Linked DNA regions of Homo sapiens: region 1 is linked to region 2. A link is a loop called in an ENCODE intact Hi-C map of the cell type or tissue named here. Cell type or tissue: mucosa of descending colon. All regions are shown on one strand. Each heading gives the region's core, and the rest is flanking DNA. Links, peaks and the distances in the headings are about the cores only.

Region 1 (7,155 bases), core at 440-5,439, 220 kb after region 2:
TTCAAGCCTTCAGTGAGCCGCGATGATGACACTGTACTCCAGCCTGGGTGACAGAGTGAGACCCGGTCTTAAAAATAAATAAATAAAAGAAAAGAAAAATACAGTTAGAAATAAAAAATAAGGTAGAAAAAATATGAGAATGTAGGTTTGCTTTGTAAGAGATAGTAGTTTTGTGGCTCATAGGAATACCCCATGGAGAAACATTTTAAGGGCTTTAGTTTGTACACAGAACAACTCTGAGACAACAACCACAAAAACAAGAGTTCACAGACAAATAACAGAAATAAGGGAATAGAAAAGGCAAGAGAATAACCATCCTTAGAAAAAAACGATAGGCCATTTTTCTAGCTTGTTTAGACCTGCCTTTTGTTTACAGTTCGACATGGACTTATGTGAAATATTTAGATTTGTTTTGAGGAAGTTGCATCTGGAGAGGTGCATGGTTCCTTTTTGACAAGTAAGCTGGGTCTTGGGGTCTTTAGAAGAACAGGGGTACGTGGCAGCAGGTGTGGAAATACCTGAGGGAAGTGCCGATCTCAAGAGATGGAGAAAGGGCAGGTGGCAGGGAGGCCAGGTCCCCAGAGGCCTGGTAGTGGCCTCCCCAGCAGCCCCGTGCTGGCATTGCGGTCCGGTCATGGTGCATCTGTCGCTCAACTTGTTCAAGGAGATAGAAATCTCACTCTCTCTTTTTTTCGTTTTTCTTTTGAGACGGAGTCTCACTCTTTTTGCTCAGGCTGGAGTGCAGTGGTGCTATCTCGACTCACTGCAACCTCTGCCTCCCGGGTTCAATCAATTCTCCTGCCTCAGCCTCCCAATTAGCTGGAACTACAGGCGCGCACTACCACATCTGGCTAATTTTTGTATTTGTAGTAGAGACGGGGTTTCACCATGTTGGCCAGGCTGATCTTGAACTCTTGACCTCAAGTGATCCACCCGCCTCGGCCTCCCAAAGTGCTGGGATTACAGGTGTGAGCCAACGTAAGAAATCTCTTACGTTCCCTCTGTTGACGTGGCAGAATAAATACAGAAGCACTCAGGGTTGTTGACATTGTTTTATTAGGGAAATAAGCAGTAGCTATGTGGTGACTGGAAACAAAACTCATAGAAAAGGTGGGAAATGGTGCCCATGCAGGTGCAGAGAAGTAGAAACACAAAGGTGGAGGCCATCTGAACACCCAGGAAACAGAACGCTTGGGATCATGACCCTCTTGGCTGGGCTCAGCAAGGCGGACTGATCTTTAGGGATGAGTCTGGGGTTGTATTTTGGTAATGGCCATTTCCTATTTGGATTTTTTTTTAATAAAAAGATTTTAAACCACTAGGTTCAAAGAGGGGGTTATAGAGTCCAAAGGAGCAAGTCCCTGGACACCCAGGTGATACCAGATGGGGAGGTCTGGGAGAGAAGCAGGCAGGGGCATGGGGGAAAGTCTCATTACCTGGAGAAAGCAGGACCCCGCACCTCAGTCCAGAAGCAGAGCCAGGCCGGCCGCCTAGCAGCAGCATTGCTTCTGGCAGCAGCCTTTCTGCTGGCAACAGCCCTTCCCACAGCCGCAGCCACATGAGCAGCAGGTGCGGCGGCAGCAGCAGATCACAGGTGTGCTGCAGCAGCCCCCACAGCAGCCGCGGCAGCAGGGGCAGCAGCTGGAGCAGCAGCCCACCCGGTAGCACCTGCAGGTGGTGCAGCTGCCACAGCCACCACCACAGCCGCCACCGCAGCCACCACAACCTCCACAACCACAGCAACCCATGGTGTCAGTAGAGAGGACTCGAGGGAAGTGAGGAGGGAGGACTCAGGATACTGAGGCCCAAAGGGTAGAAGGGTGTTTGCTCAATATCACAGTCATTTCATGGCTTGCACAAATAAGTTAAACCTTTTCCCGTGAAGTATGTCCTATCCCATTTTCTTTCCTCTTTCCACTCTCTCCTCTTCTGGAATCTTAACATTTTTCCCAGGTGTGGAGGTCTGATGCCTTCTCCTGCTGGGGGAGGCCCTTATGTACCATCCTGAGGATGGTGATGGAGTGACCCAGGGCACATGACAAATAGCTACTTCTTTGTTACTATTTATTCCAGTATGCGTAAAGGAATCTAGAGTTCTTTCTCATCTATATCCACTCTGGAAACATTTGGCTTTAAAAAAGAGTTACAGTTTAGAAGAAATTTTTCTAAAATTTTAAAGCTCCTGTTTACATATGAAGAACCAGGCTTCAAAGATTAAAAAAGAAAAAACTCAGAAGGTGTGATATACAAGAAACGGGGATATGAATGCCTTCTGACTCAGTAGGATATGGGGACAAGAAGAGAAAGAAAAATAGAGGTAGAAGAAATATGTGGATGTGTATCTTATCCTCTTCCTGGGATGGCCTGCTCAACTTCAGAGAGTGACCCACAAGGCTCCCCCTGATCCCATGTGGAATGGAAGAGACCCAGAACATTTCCTTGCACAATGGAACAGAGAGGACAGCCGAGGAAGCTGGCTGATGAGGTGCCAAGGTGTCACCATGGCAGGAGTGAAATGATCAAGGAACCAAGGGCCTCAGGGCAGCCAGGCAGGACCATGATCAGTGGAGAATGCAGCCCATCTTCCAGGCTATTGGCAGCACCAGAGAGAACCAGATGGAGACTGTGTTCTCAAGGAAGGACCACAAGGTCTTGACTGGGGCCAGAGAAGAGATTCTACTGTTCTGTGAGCCGCTTAGCTGTATTCCATTATCATATCCACAGATTGTACCCTGTTGTCTTCTGTACCATGGTTTGGCAGATTGACTGGATAGGGAAATGTGTATTACTCAAAGCAAATTATCACCACCTTTGGACACACAGTTGAAAGTACACATCCTTCTGACAGTGAGTAACATGGAAACATCATTCAGTACATATTATATAACCCATACCTGAAGTATTAACTTGCAAAGAAAAAGATAGTGCCATGGACTGATAAAATAGAATTCTAGAAATTACAGATATAACTTGTGTAATTGAAATACATTACGTGGTGTACCGACTAGATTTTCCTTTCAATTTTGAATTCTGTTAGAGTTACCATCTGTTATGGACTGAATTGTGTCCTTCCAAAACTCATATGTGAACGCCCCAACTCCCAACGTGATTGTACTTGGAGACAGGGCCCTTAAGGACATAATTAAAGTCAAGTAAGGTCATAAGGGTGGTGCCCTAGTCCTACAGGACTGGTGTTCCTATAAAAAGAGGAAAGGATTCCAGAGCTCTTTCTATCTGACAGAGAAAAGATCAGGTGAAGACACAGTAAGAAGGCAGCTGTCTACAAGACTGGAAGAGAAGTCTCACCAGAACCGAATCCTGATGGTATCTTGATCTTAGACTTCCAGTTTCCAGAACTTTAAGAAAATCTATTTCTTTTGGTGTTTAAGCCACCCAATCTGTTGTATTTTGTTACAGCAGTGCAAGCTAATATACTGTCTCCCTGGTTTCTCCCACTATGGTCCTAAAGCATAAGCCTTGATTCAGATTACAGGGAAATTTCAAGAAAAAGTGCTAGATCTTTAATCAGTTTCTGAAGATGGACAAGACTTTGTCTGTACCCTCAAGGTATTAAACAAAAAGAAAAAAGTATTACTCTACAGCAGGAGACTATAGGAACACTTGTCTGTTAAAAAGAGATCCTGGTATCTTTCTTGGTGATATGTAAGAGTGAAGTTTCTTTTTTTTGTTTTTGTTTTTGTTTTTTGTTTTTTGTTTTGAGATGGAGTCTCACTCTATTGCCCAGGCTGGCATGCAATGGTGTGATTTCAGCTCACTGCAACCTCTGCCTCCCAGATTCAAGTGATTCTCCTGCCTCAGCCTCCCAAGTAGCTGGGATTACAAGTGTGTACCACCACACCCGGCTCTTTTTTTTTTTTTTTTTTTTTTTTTTTTTTGTATTTTTAGTAGAGACGGGGTTTCACCATGTTGGCCAGGCTGGTCTCGAACTCCTGATCTCAGGTGATTCACCGGCCTCGGCCTCCCAAAGTGCTGAGATTACAGACGTGAGCCTGGCTCAAGGACAGACTTTTGAAGAAATACAATTACTTAGAGAAGGATGAGCATGCACAGTGGTCTAAGGAGAGGACAGAAGGAAAAAGCAGGAAAACAGAAAGGGTTTGGCTGCCCAGGGAGGAGAATGTTTGAAGTGGGAAGAAGTGATCAGTAGTGGCCAATGAAAATGAGACATCAAGTAACAGGCTGTGGAATGTTTTCACTGCAGGTGCAAACATGGAGGTTATTTTTGATCTCAGCAAGAGATGTTTCTATTTAGGAGACAGGATACCTGCAGGTGAGATTTAAAATGAGAGGGAGGAGAGCAGGTAGAGACAGTTAACATAGAAAACTTGCTCAGGAGGTTTGTCTTTGATGAAGGAAGAGAGGTCAGACTGTCATTGAGGAGCGTTGCCGGGTCAAGAGAGGATTTTCTAAAATGGAAGATGTCAAATAAATTTTTAAATAAGGAGAGGCAATTTAAGTAAAAGAAGTGAAATATTTATTTTTTTAAACAAAAAAAAATGTAGTGCAAATGTGCTCAGAGGGGGAAGGAGCAGGAATTCCAGGTCCCGATGAAGGGACTGGCCCTAGTGAGAAGGAATGGCTGCCTCGTGTTACAGAGTGTGACATGGTGAGCGGAGGCAGATGGAGAGTAGTTTGCATGTTGCTGGGAGCTTGAGGGAGATGGCATCTGGTGACTTCCTTTTTCTCTATAAAGTAGGTTATAGTCTCTGGGAATGAAGGCAGAGTAGGGGAATTTGAGGACTGAGAAATACAGACACAGTGTAATATGGCCAAGATGGAGAGTAAGAACTAGCCAGCTGGGCACAGTGGCTCACACCTGTAATCCCAGCACTTTGGGAGGCCGAGGAGGGTAGATCACGAGGTCAGGAGATAGAGACCATCCTGGCTAACACAGTGAAACCTCGTCTCTACTAAAAATACAAAAAATTAGCTGGGTGTGGTGGCACGCACCCATAGTCCCAGCTACTTGGGAGGCTGAGGCAGGAGAATCACTTGAACCCAGGAGGTGGAGGCTGCAGTGAGCCAAGATTGCGCCACTGTACTCCAGCCTGGGTGACAGAATGTGACTCCGTCTCAAAATAATAATAATAACTAGCCAACTAGAGAAACCTCACAGGACTGCCTGATTAAATCCCACTTGAAGCTGGTGATTGTGAGCTTATGATGGAATTATTTTGCTGTATTGTGTGACTTTCTCTAGCAAGCAGATCAAAGATTTTTCCTGGGATTGTTTTTTTTTCATACAAATGTGACTGAAACACAGGGAGGCCATGGAGCTTTGGGCATTGGTGTGATTGCTGTAGAGGAAATAAGGGAAGTGAAGAAAGGACAGGCAGGGAGGTTGAGAGGAGAACAAGGATGTCCCGATAACACTGAAGAATGGTCCCGTGGAAGTAGATGATCGAGTAAGCAAGAAGGCGAGATCCCTGTAGACAGAGCCAGGTGACGCAGTTCCTTACATTGGAGGGAGGACAGGATGTGGCCACAAGAATGGGGAGCTGAGGTAGAGTGGAAAAGGAGTCTAGAAATGAGGGGATTGAGGAACAAAAAAGACAAGATGTATCACATGTGGATACTGAAAAGCTGCAAGATAATGGCAGGACCTAGGATGGAGAATTGATGCCAAAGGGTTTGATGACTGAGGAAGACGGACCAGGAAGTCAGTAGATGTCAGCGCCGAGGAGACAGTGCTCTAGCTGATTGAGTTTCAAATAGATTGACATTTTCATTTTCTCCCAAGGAGTTGGGAATAATTGTCTGGAGGCAGCAATGAGAAGCAAGGACAATATCAGTGACCACATCTAAGTTCCCAAGATCATAGCTAGAAAGTGATGATGCTGACATTTGAGCTCAAGAACCTGAAAAAGAGGCCGGGTGCAGTGGCTGATGCCTGCAATCCCAGTACTTTGGGAGGCTGAGGCAGGTGGGTTGCTTGAGCCCAGGAGTTCGACACCAGCTTGGGAATCATAATGAAACCCTGTCTCTACTACAAAAAATACAAAAATTAGCCAGGCATGGTGGCGTGTGCCTGTAGTCCCAGCTACTTGGGAAGCTGAGGTGGGAAGATTGCTTGAGCTTGAGGAAGTCAAGGCTGCAGTGAGCTGCGAGCTGTGAATGCACCACTGCACTCCAGCCTGTGCAACAGAGTAAGATCCTGTCCCCCCCCAACCCAAAAAAAAATCCTGAAAAGGCAGCATTATTACTCTCCTTGTTAGTTGTGGGGACTGGCTTCCAATCTCCTTTCTCCTTTAAGACCATCTACCTCCATGTCTGTATTTTTTCCTCTTCATCACCTCCTCTCTCTAAGGAGACTGTTATTCTGTTTATTCTGTGAGATTTATTTCTTCTGACTTTCTCCCACCAAATTCAGAGGACAGAAGTGCTAGAGCAGGCAAAGAGACAAGAAAAGGCAGAGGAATTTCAGCATCTCCAGGTCTCTGAAAAGCATGAGAGCATGAGGAAGAAAAGACTGGAATCTCAGTTCCAAGTTCACCCTTGGAGTTGTGCAACAACACGTGGTCAGACGAGATAGAAATATAATGGAAGAAAAAAGAGGGTGGGCTTTCTGGAGCACAGAAAATGGCTGACCCCAGTAAGGCTCCTAAGTGACTCCGCAGATAGTTATTTCATCATTCATTTGCACAGGAAAGACCCAGGAAACCTCAGAAGTATCCCACAAAAAAAGAGCATTTCCCCACTTTCTGTGAAGTCAAACTAGATGGGAAGCAGCCAGTGTCAATTCAACCACTGACAGATTTTTCTCCTTATCAGCATTGCTCTTTATGGGTATAATTCAGTTTCTAACTGTCATTGCCACCTACTCCATGTAAGCAAGAGTTTGGTTGATATAAATTGGAACAGTAATAACTTTACTTTAAGGAAGACAAGAATTCATCTAATGGGTCTCCAAGAAGGGCTATTTCACCTGGGTCCACTTTGTGCAGGGCAGAGCGGGTGGCAGCCAGTGTGGTGTGATCTGGAAGGTCATCCCACTAAAGCTGTCCCCCACTGGGCGCTGGATTCCACCCAAGGCCACTCACTCTCTCCTGATAAGCATCCAACCTTCCTTCAAAGTGACATTACCCAGAGGACTGGCTGATCGTGACTAGAGAGTAAGTGTAAATGCATTTATCA
Region 2 (8,486 bases), core at 1,939-6,938:
TGCCTGACAGCTTCTAGCTGCAGCTCTTTCAGGCTGTACCTTGGCATTCCAGGCCAGGGCTGCCTCTTCTCTGGTGGCTCTCCGTCCACAGCTGAGCAGGGGCAGAGCAAGAGCCTGGCCGTTTCTCCCTGTGAGGCACTCCTCTAGCTGGCAAGTTTTGCTCCTGAGCTCTTCCAGATTGGCAGAGATTCTGTTGTCCCGCCTTCTTCATCGAGGTCAGATGGCTCCTCCCGCCTGATCCTGCTTCTGCTTCATGCCCTGGACTGTCACAAGTGTCACTGCCCAATAAACCTTTGACTCACCCACTTCTGTCTCAGTATCCAATTCCCATGAATGTGGCCCCTGATAAGTATCCCCCTCTTCACCTCATCAACAAACATTAAGCTCCAGTTTTGTGCAAGGCACCGAGCTAGGAACCTGCTCATTCAATTGACATTTATTGAGTTGGTACTATTGCTTTAGCACTGGGTGTGTAAAAGATATGGTCCCAGCTCTCAAGAAACATAATCTATTAGATTAGGAGTGAATATTTTGAACAAAAATGAACCAGGAACCATCCATAATAATAACTTGGATAAACCCTGAGATATTTCATTGTCAAAAAGATAATTAATTTCATAACAATTAAAAGGGTAAAAATGCCCCTTTGAAACGTTTTCAACAACTTATATAAAAACAGATTTCCTCGCAAGATCCAAATTAACCAGATAATCTACACGCTCCAACCCTGTAGGATTTTCATGCAATAATTCCAGCATGTCATCTATGGTGCCAGTGTTTTTACAGGCACAATACTTCCAGATTCTTGCACAAAACTAGAAATAAAATTCACACTTTTTTGAGACATTTATTTACTTTCTCATATCACCAAAAGGTCATGTTTATGAGTGGCTATGCCTTATATCTCCTCAGGAAAGCACAGCACGATTGAGTGACTATAGTTAATATGAAGACTTTCAAAGTGTTGAGTGCCTGGATTCACAGCCCACAAGTCCTTTTTGAAATCACCTAATAATTCATACTTCTTAGATATAAAAATCTGTGGTTTTGCAGAATGTCTAGCTGGAGGTTATTCTCTCATATAGAAGCTTATCTGTACCACTTGTGTGATGTTCTATGTTGTACAAGTTGTTTCTCAAACTAGACAAAAAGCCTATCAAGTGTAGGGATTATGAGTAATATCTTTATAGCCTCTTATAGAATCTAACCCAGATTAGATTCTTACATATGTGTTGAAGGTACATATACATAATTGCTGACTAAATAAACAAATGTCTCACAAAGAAACTTCCTGCATGCTAGCATCATCAAACAAATCAATAACATGTTCCATTTACAAAAATCACAGGTTGGGTTTGATATTAGGCCTCATCTTTTCTGAAAATAACAAAGATTGTTGTATTCAATGAAACTATCTGTGCCACTGTTCATTCTTTGATTTTAAAAAAATATCAATTGACTACCTTCTTTGTGCCAAGCACCCGAAATAAGACTTGGACCCTACATAGACCATCATCCTCTGAGCCATGCCCCAGCCCCACCCTAGACACGTGCTCCCAGAAACATCAAACCTCTCAAGTGGCAGCAACTCCAGGATTAAGAGAGCCCCTCTCTCATCAGTTACGGTGTCAAGTGGACTCATTATAAAACTAGAGAGCAGCCCATATAAGAAAGCTCCTTTTGCTTACGGTCTCAGGCCACAAACCTAAAACACAACATTTTTGTTTTGTTTCTTTTGTGATTTTCACCCATTGAGATTATTTTCACCTTATCTGAACTTAGGCTCTCACAGGATAATCACTAGTCTGACTCTCTCTTGAAGTAGGATGTTTGTTTGTTTGTTTGTTTGTTTACAAAGACAGAGTCTTGCTATTTTGTGTTGCCCGGGCTGGTCTCAAACTCCTAGCCTGAAGTGATCCTCCTGCCTCGATCTCCCAAGATGCTGGGATTACAGGTGTGAGCCACCACACTTGGCCTTGGCCTTGAAGTGGAGTTTTGTATGAGATTTCTTTTCTTTTTTTTTAAAGACAGAGTCTCACTTTGTCACCCATGTTGGAGTACAGCACCGCGATCTCAGCTCACTGCAACCTCTGCCTCCTGGGTTCAAGCAATTCTCCTCCCTTAGCCTCCTGAATAGCTGGGACTACAGGCATGCACCACCATGCCTGGCTAATTTTTGTATTTTTAGTAGAGACGGAGTTTCCTCATATTGGCCAGGCTGCTCTCGAACTCCTGACCTCAAGTGACCCTGCTGCCTCGGCCTCCTAAAGTGCTGAAATTACAAGTGTGAGCAACCACGCCCAGCTATTTGCATTAGATTTACTAAAGAGAATGAACTCTGGGTGTTATTACATCACAAGAGGTTTCCTCTGGGCTAATACCAAGCTTCAGTAATAGAGATTAGGTCTCCCTTTTCTGCCCCATGACAATTAATGAGGAGGAACATATGCAGTCAGCCCTATGAAGTATTTAATAAGAAAATAACAGGCTCAGTAATATTCTTAAAACTCAGTAACAAGTACTTCTCAAAAATGTAAAGGTCACTGGTTGGGCACAGAGAATCGCTTGAACTCAGGAGGCGGAGGATGCAATGAGCCGAGATCGAGCCACTGCACTCCAGACTGGGCAACAAGAGTGAAACTCTGTCTCAAAAAAAAAAAAAAAAGGAAAGAAAAAGAAAGAAATTAAGGTCAGCAAAAATAAGGGAAGTCTGAGAAACGGTCGCAGCTTAAGGAAGCTTAAGGACACATGATGGCTAAATGTCATGTAGGATTCTGGATGGAATCCTGGAACAGAAGAAAGGAATTAGGGAAAAACTAAGAAAAACTGAATAAAGTGGGCCTTAGCTAATAATTATGTATCATACTGGTTCATTAATCCTAATAAATGTACACCGCTAATCTGAGATGTTAACATCAGGGGAATCGGGGTGTGGAAACTCTACCTTCACGGCCTTTCTAAAATCATAAACTAAAAGGTTTATTTTTTTAAGACCTTAGAAAAAAAAGAAAAGAGTGATAACCCTTTTCCCACTTCCTCTTCATTCAGCAAGACCCTCAGATACAACTCCCTGAAACAAACAGAAACTAACACACCACAGAAGAACAATTTTTAAAACATAATGTATTATCTGCAGTTTATGCAGCTCATCCACACATCACTCTGTGTCAAGGCTTCCCAGTGAACATTTATTTGTTGAATCCTACAGCTTACTTACCTGGGACCAAGATCAAGCAAATCTATGGACTTAGTCTTTAATTCTCCATGTTTTTCATATTCCAACATAATTCCTATAGAAATAAACAAACATGTTATAAAACACTTACGATAACCACCTATGTCAAAAGTTAACCTACCTTGCCACAGTTTTTTCCATTTTTATTTTTAAAATTTTTAATTTTTTAACAAAAAATAAGCAGTGATATCTAGTTCCAAAACAAGATCATGTAGACAAACTTTTCCCTGGTCCTTCCCTCTAAATATAACTAAATACCCTTGAAATTGTCCAATAGACAATGAAAAAATAATAGAAAGTTGGATGGAAGAAGGTAGACTGGCTATAGGTTTCAGGGCTTGAGGAACGACTACATGGTGAGATTCCCGGATTTTCTTTTTATCACCGCATTCCACACCCCAAAACTAGGACAAGAGGGCCCTATTCCCTGACCCACAAATGGGGCCCCTGCAAGCAGTCTGATCCCCCAGTGGAAGCTTGGGGCTGTTCCAGTTCCCAGTGCACATTCTGGGCCCCAGCAGGCAGTTGGATCTGGCTGCAGCCCCATCAACAAAGTCCTGGGACCTCCCAGACCCCACTCCACAGCCAGGCCATTGGTGGACAGTCCTATCCACTTGCAAAAGGGGCAACGGTGACATCCAGGGATGTCTCAGACCTCATTCCACAACCAGGCACTGAGGCAGCCTCAGCAAAGCCCTGCGTTTCCCTGCCTTCCAGCCAGCAGCATAATCAGGCCGGGAAGTGACCAGGAAGGCCACTCAGTGACAGCAGGCCTACTAGGGAAGTACCTTCTGCGCCCTGCAGGTGGCGCCAGCAGTGACTGAGCAGGAGCCTTAGCAGTACCCGAAAAAACAAAGGACAGTAACATTGCAAGAGCCTAGGAAACTACAGACACCATTGTAACCAACGCCCGCAAAAGTAGCCCAAGAGCACATATGACAAATCTAAGCAGATTTCGCCAAATTAGAAGGTTTAGATAGGATCAAGGATCCCCGTAATAATCAAAACGTCTAGGATACAATTTTTTAAAAATCACCTATTATACCAAGGACAATCAACAAACACCAATACCAAGATGAATCAGAGGTTGGAATCATCTGACAAGGACTTTAAAGAAGATATTATAAAAATCCTTCAATAATCATTTACAATTTCACTTGAAACAAATGAAAAAATGGAAAATCCCAGAAAATATTTATTAAACCAAATGAGGATTATAGAATTGAAAAATATGATAATGAAAATAAAAAACTTGCTAAGCGAGTTCAAAAGTAGAGATGACAGAGAATAGAATCTGTGAACTTGAAGATGGATCCATAGAATATATTCCATCCGAACAGCCCAGCGCTAATAAAAACTGGACAGAGCCTCCTAACCACCTTACTCTACTGCCTCTGCCTGTGGATATAAACTAGTACATCTCAAAAATTTGGCTTCAGGATCACCTTACACTCTTAAAAATTATTTAGGACACCAAAGAGTTTTTGGTTTTTTTCCATATTAAAAACTAAAATTGAGAAATTTTTTAAATATTTATTAAGTTGTTTTAAAACAACAGTAATTCATAGCATGTTATTTTTATAAAGTTTTTGTAAAAATAACTATATTTTCTTGCCCCTAAAAAGAGTAAGAAGAGTAGCACTGTTTTATACTTTAACAAATCTCTAATATCTGGCTTAAGACAATGGATTCTCATCTCTGCTTCTGCATTCAAGCTTCTGCTAAATGTTTTAGACAAAGTATAAGAAAAGAATGTAGTCAGACACTGATACATAGTTGAAAAATGAAGGAGTATTATAATTGCCTTTTTATATCATTGTGAACATTTTTTGATATTAAAACTCAACAAATGGTAACTTCTTAAAATTAGTTGCAATATAGAATCTGAAACCATATTAGTGAATTTTCCATATACTTGCATTAAACCTCATTGGTCTATTTCACACTTTTGATGGATCTTTTATTCATGCATGGTCCATGCATAATCATGCACTGGACATTTGAAAAATACTGATCTACTAAGTTATGCATATATTGTAACTGTTGACATATTTCATCACACAATATCAGAAAGTAACATTTACCATTTTCACTACCAATTTTTATCATAAGAAAACTCTTACTGTTGGTAAGCTGTCAAGATTATGGTGGTAAACAAAAGTTTTCTGAACTTATACTTTTTGCTTGAAAGCTAAAATACATCACTAGCAAGAAATGCTGGTATTTTTGCTTGAAAGTTGTGGGCTCACATTCTTCATTTTCAAGAAAATGTCTGCCAAAATGTCTGAGTCTGAAAACCATGTTGTTTCTCAGTCACTCTTTCAAGTAAAAATGCTTTTCCATGAAAAAAAGTTGGTTCATCTCGTAATTCAAGCAACCACCTATATTTTCCTTAAGACAACTGTATTAGTTTGTTTTTATATTGCTATAAAGAACTGCCCAAGACTGGGTAATTTATAAAAGAAAGAGGTTTAATTGACTCACAGTTCCTCATGGCTGGGGAGGCCTCAGGAAACTTACAATCATGGTGGAAGGAAAGGAGGAAGCAAGGCACCTTCTTCACAAGGTGGCAGGAAGAGAATGAATGCAGGAGGAACTACCAAACAATTATAAAACCATCAGATCTTGTGAGAACTCACTCACTATCATGAGAACAGCATGGGGGAACCTCCCCCTGATCCAATTACCTCCACCTGGTCTCTCCCTAGACATGTGGGGATTGTGGGGATTATGGGAATTATAATTCAACATGAGATTTGGGTGAGGACACAAAGCCTAACCATATCAACAACTATCAGACTTCACTGTAGAGCAGAAGTGCTTTCTTAGTACTTCCTATTTCATCACCTGGAATACTCAAAATACATGCACTCCTATGTTAATATTTTGCTACATTAATAATTTTTACTGCTTCATCAAGGAAATCCTCAAGCAAAACTAGGTTGTTCTGTTGGGATTTTTTTGATGTTTTCCTATTGTGAGTGTGTGTCAGTGAAGAATAAATACAGTGACCACTATTAGAGTTTGGTGTCACTGCCTCGATTTGTAGTAAGGCACCAGCAGTTTCACCTTCCACTGCTTCTGCACCATTAGTGACAATGTCAGCACAGTGTAGAAAAGGAAGTAACATCTTATTGTTATTATGAAAAATAAGTTTGACCTTGAGACCCTGCTGAAAGTGTTCAAGGGTTCCCAGGAGTCCTCTACAGTTTGAGAATCACTGCTATAGACCATAGTTTGATATAACAGATATAATTCTAGCAGTATTTCAGATCAAGGGAAAATAGGAAATGTTGCCAAAACACTCTATTTACTTTTCAAAAGCACTGAGCCATTGAGAAAGAATGTGGCAGAGGCCAAGTGCAGTGGCTCACGCCTGTAATCCCACCACTTTGGGAGGCCAAGGCAGGTGGATCACTTGAGGTCAGGAGTTTGAGATCAGCCTGGCCAACATGCTGAAACACCGTCTCTAATAAAAATACAGAAATTAGCTGGCATGACGGCAGGCACCTGTAATCCAAGCTACTTGGGAGGCTGAGGAAGGAGAATCGCTTGAACCCAGGAGGTGGAGGTTCCAGTGAGACAAGATTGCACCACTGCACTCCAGCCTGGGCGACAGAGTGAAACTCTATCTCAAAAAAAAAAAAAAAAAAAAAAAAAAAGAATGTGGCAGAGTTAAAAAGTGTATACTTGGCATCAGATAGATCCTCAACCCCTTATTTATGTCACGATCTGGCAAATGTCAATTTTCTCATCTATGAACCTATAAGTTTGCTGGTTGAGATTAAATAAGATGTATATGAAGAACCTGGCATAAAGTCTCAATGAACAGTGCTTATTTTCTAGCTATTAATCAAATGATACCTTGTGGCATATGCTACATGGTCACCTTGTATTACTTAAATTGCATTTATGCCTTCTCTTTCCAGTGAGATTGTAACATCTTTGAAGAAGGAAACATATCCATGCTATATGCTTCCCTATATTCCCAAAAAGACCCTTCTCAGGGCAAGTCATGATTTAAGCACAGCAGGCCTGTGATTTGTGTTCAGGTTCAAGTACGAGCAACACATTCAGATCCCTCTCTGAATTCCATTTCTCTATCAGCAGTGCCTGCCGTTACCTAGTATCTTCATGATCTTTCAAAATGCTCTAGCAGTGCTTGCTGAATACATGAACTAATTGGTAGATGATGGGAAGACTGTCCTCAAATTGCTTAATGCATTGGACATTCTCTGTCCTTACAGCACGTGGCCTTTCAGAAATAATCAATACTATAAACAATATGTCCTCCTTCCTCAAATATACCCTCTTTGGGCTTTTTATAAAATCTCTTCTTTCTCTTTTTCCAATCACTTTGTTATTTTTTATTCTCCTTTGTCCTCTTTTGCCTGACCTTTAAACACTAAGCATCTTTAAACTTCAGGTCTACAGATTCTTCTCGTCTCACCTTACATTAAATTCATCGGTACCATGTCTTTAATTACCATCAACATGCTAAGTATTAATTGCAAATCTCCAGTCTATATCTCCTCTGAGTTCCAGATACATAGATGTCTCCCTATCACCTCAAAGAGTTCAGGATCTTCTCCTTCAACACTGCTTCTCCTCTGGAGTTTCCTGCTCAGTGTTGGACATCACTACCCACTCAGCTGCACAGCTATGATCTCTCAGAGGGAATTTTTCTCAACCCTGTCTTGCTGCGCGGATGTGCTGAAACCTAAACAGGTAATCTAAGCAGCTGTTGCGTAATGAACTGCAAGATTTTAGAACAGAAAAGTAATTAAAAATGCTTTTAGTGACTCAAGAAACTGCCCAGAACACTACAGCACAGCAAGCAAATGCTAGTTAGAGGATAGTTTGGCATAATTTTGTTTTGTTGTTTTCCCCCCAAGAAGTAGTTCTTTTGTACTAAAGACCTGAAACCAAACTCTAGGATCAAAAGCAAACTAAAAAGAAAAAAAGAAAGATTCTGTGGAGAGCCAACCAGTACTTATTTCCCTAGAGTAAAAAAAAAAAAAAAAGACTGTTTGTGTCATATTAAACTTTTCAGCAAAATATGGACATTACAGCATTGTTAAAATATTTTTAAACCTAGCTGTATGCCACATGCTATAAAAAAGATTTAAGGTGCTTACAAAAGATAAATAGAATACAAAAAGCTAAGACTGGAAGAAGATAAGAAAGAGATACTGTATCCATTGAAGATACAGTTAATGGCAAGACCACATTTAATTGCAAAGAAAATTAC

What was found. Peaks named below come from ENCODE experiments on the same cell type or tissue, not always from the same donor. Only the 100,000 strongest peaks of a DNase experiment are listed, where the experiment ranks them.
Region 1: a loop joins it to region 2, with 3 times the contacts of the local background. A loop is called at or near these places in 23 of 110 quality-filtered maps.

The regions. Positions count from the first base shown.
Region 1 is chr2:227,661,397-227,668,551 of GRCh38, reverse strand. It overlaps SCYGR5 (small cysteine and glycine repeat containing 5), which reads right to left and starts at 1,748. Exons shown (of 1, transcript NM_001395406.1): 1 at 1,491-1,748. The coding sequence starts at 1,748. The coding sequence ends at 1,491. RefSeq lists enhancers at 1,099-1,599, 1,600-2,100. In mucosa of descending colon, for the core only: no CTCF peak of the experiment used is centred there; no DNase peak of the experiment used is centred there.
Region 2 is chr2:227,880,155-227,888,640 of GRCh38, reverse strand. It overlaps DAW1 (dynein assembly factor with WD repeats 1), which reads right to left. Exons shown (of 13, transcript NM_178821.3): 2 at 3,218-3,290. Among named protein-coding and RNA genes, the nearest start is that of DAW1, 13 kb to the right of the region's middle. In mucosa of descending colon, for the core only: a CTCF peak has its summit at 4,031 (motif pointing right); a DNase peak (open chromatin) is centred at 4,000.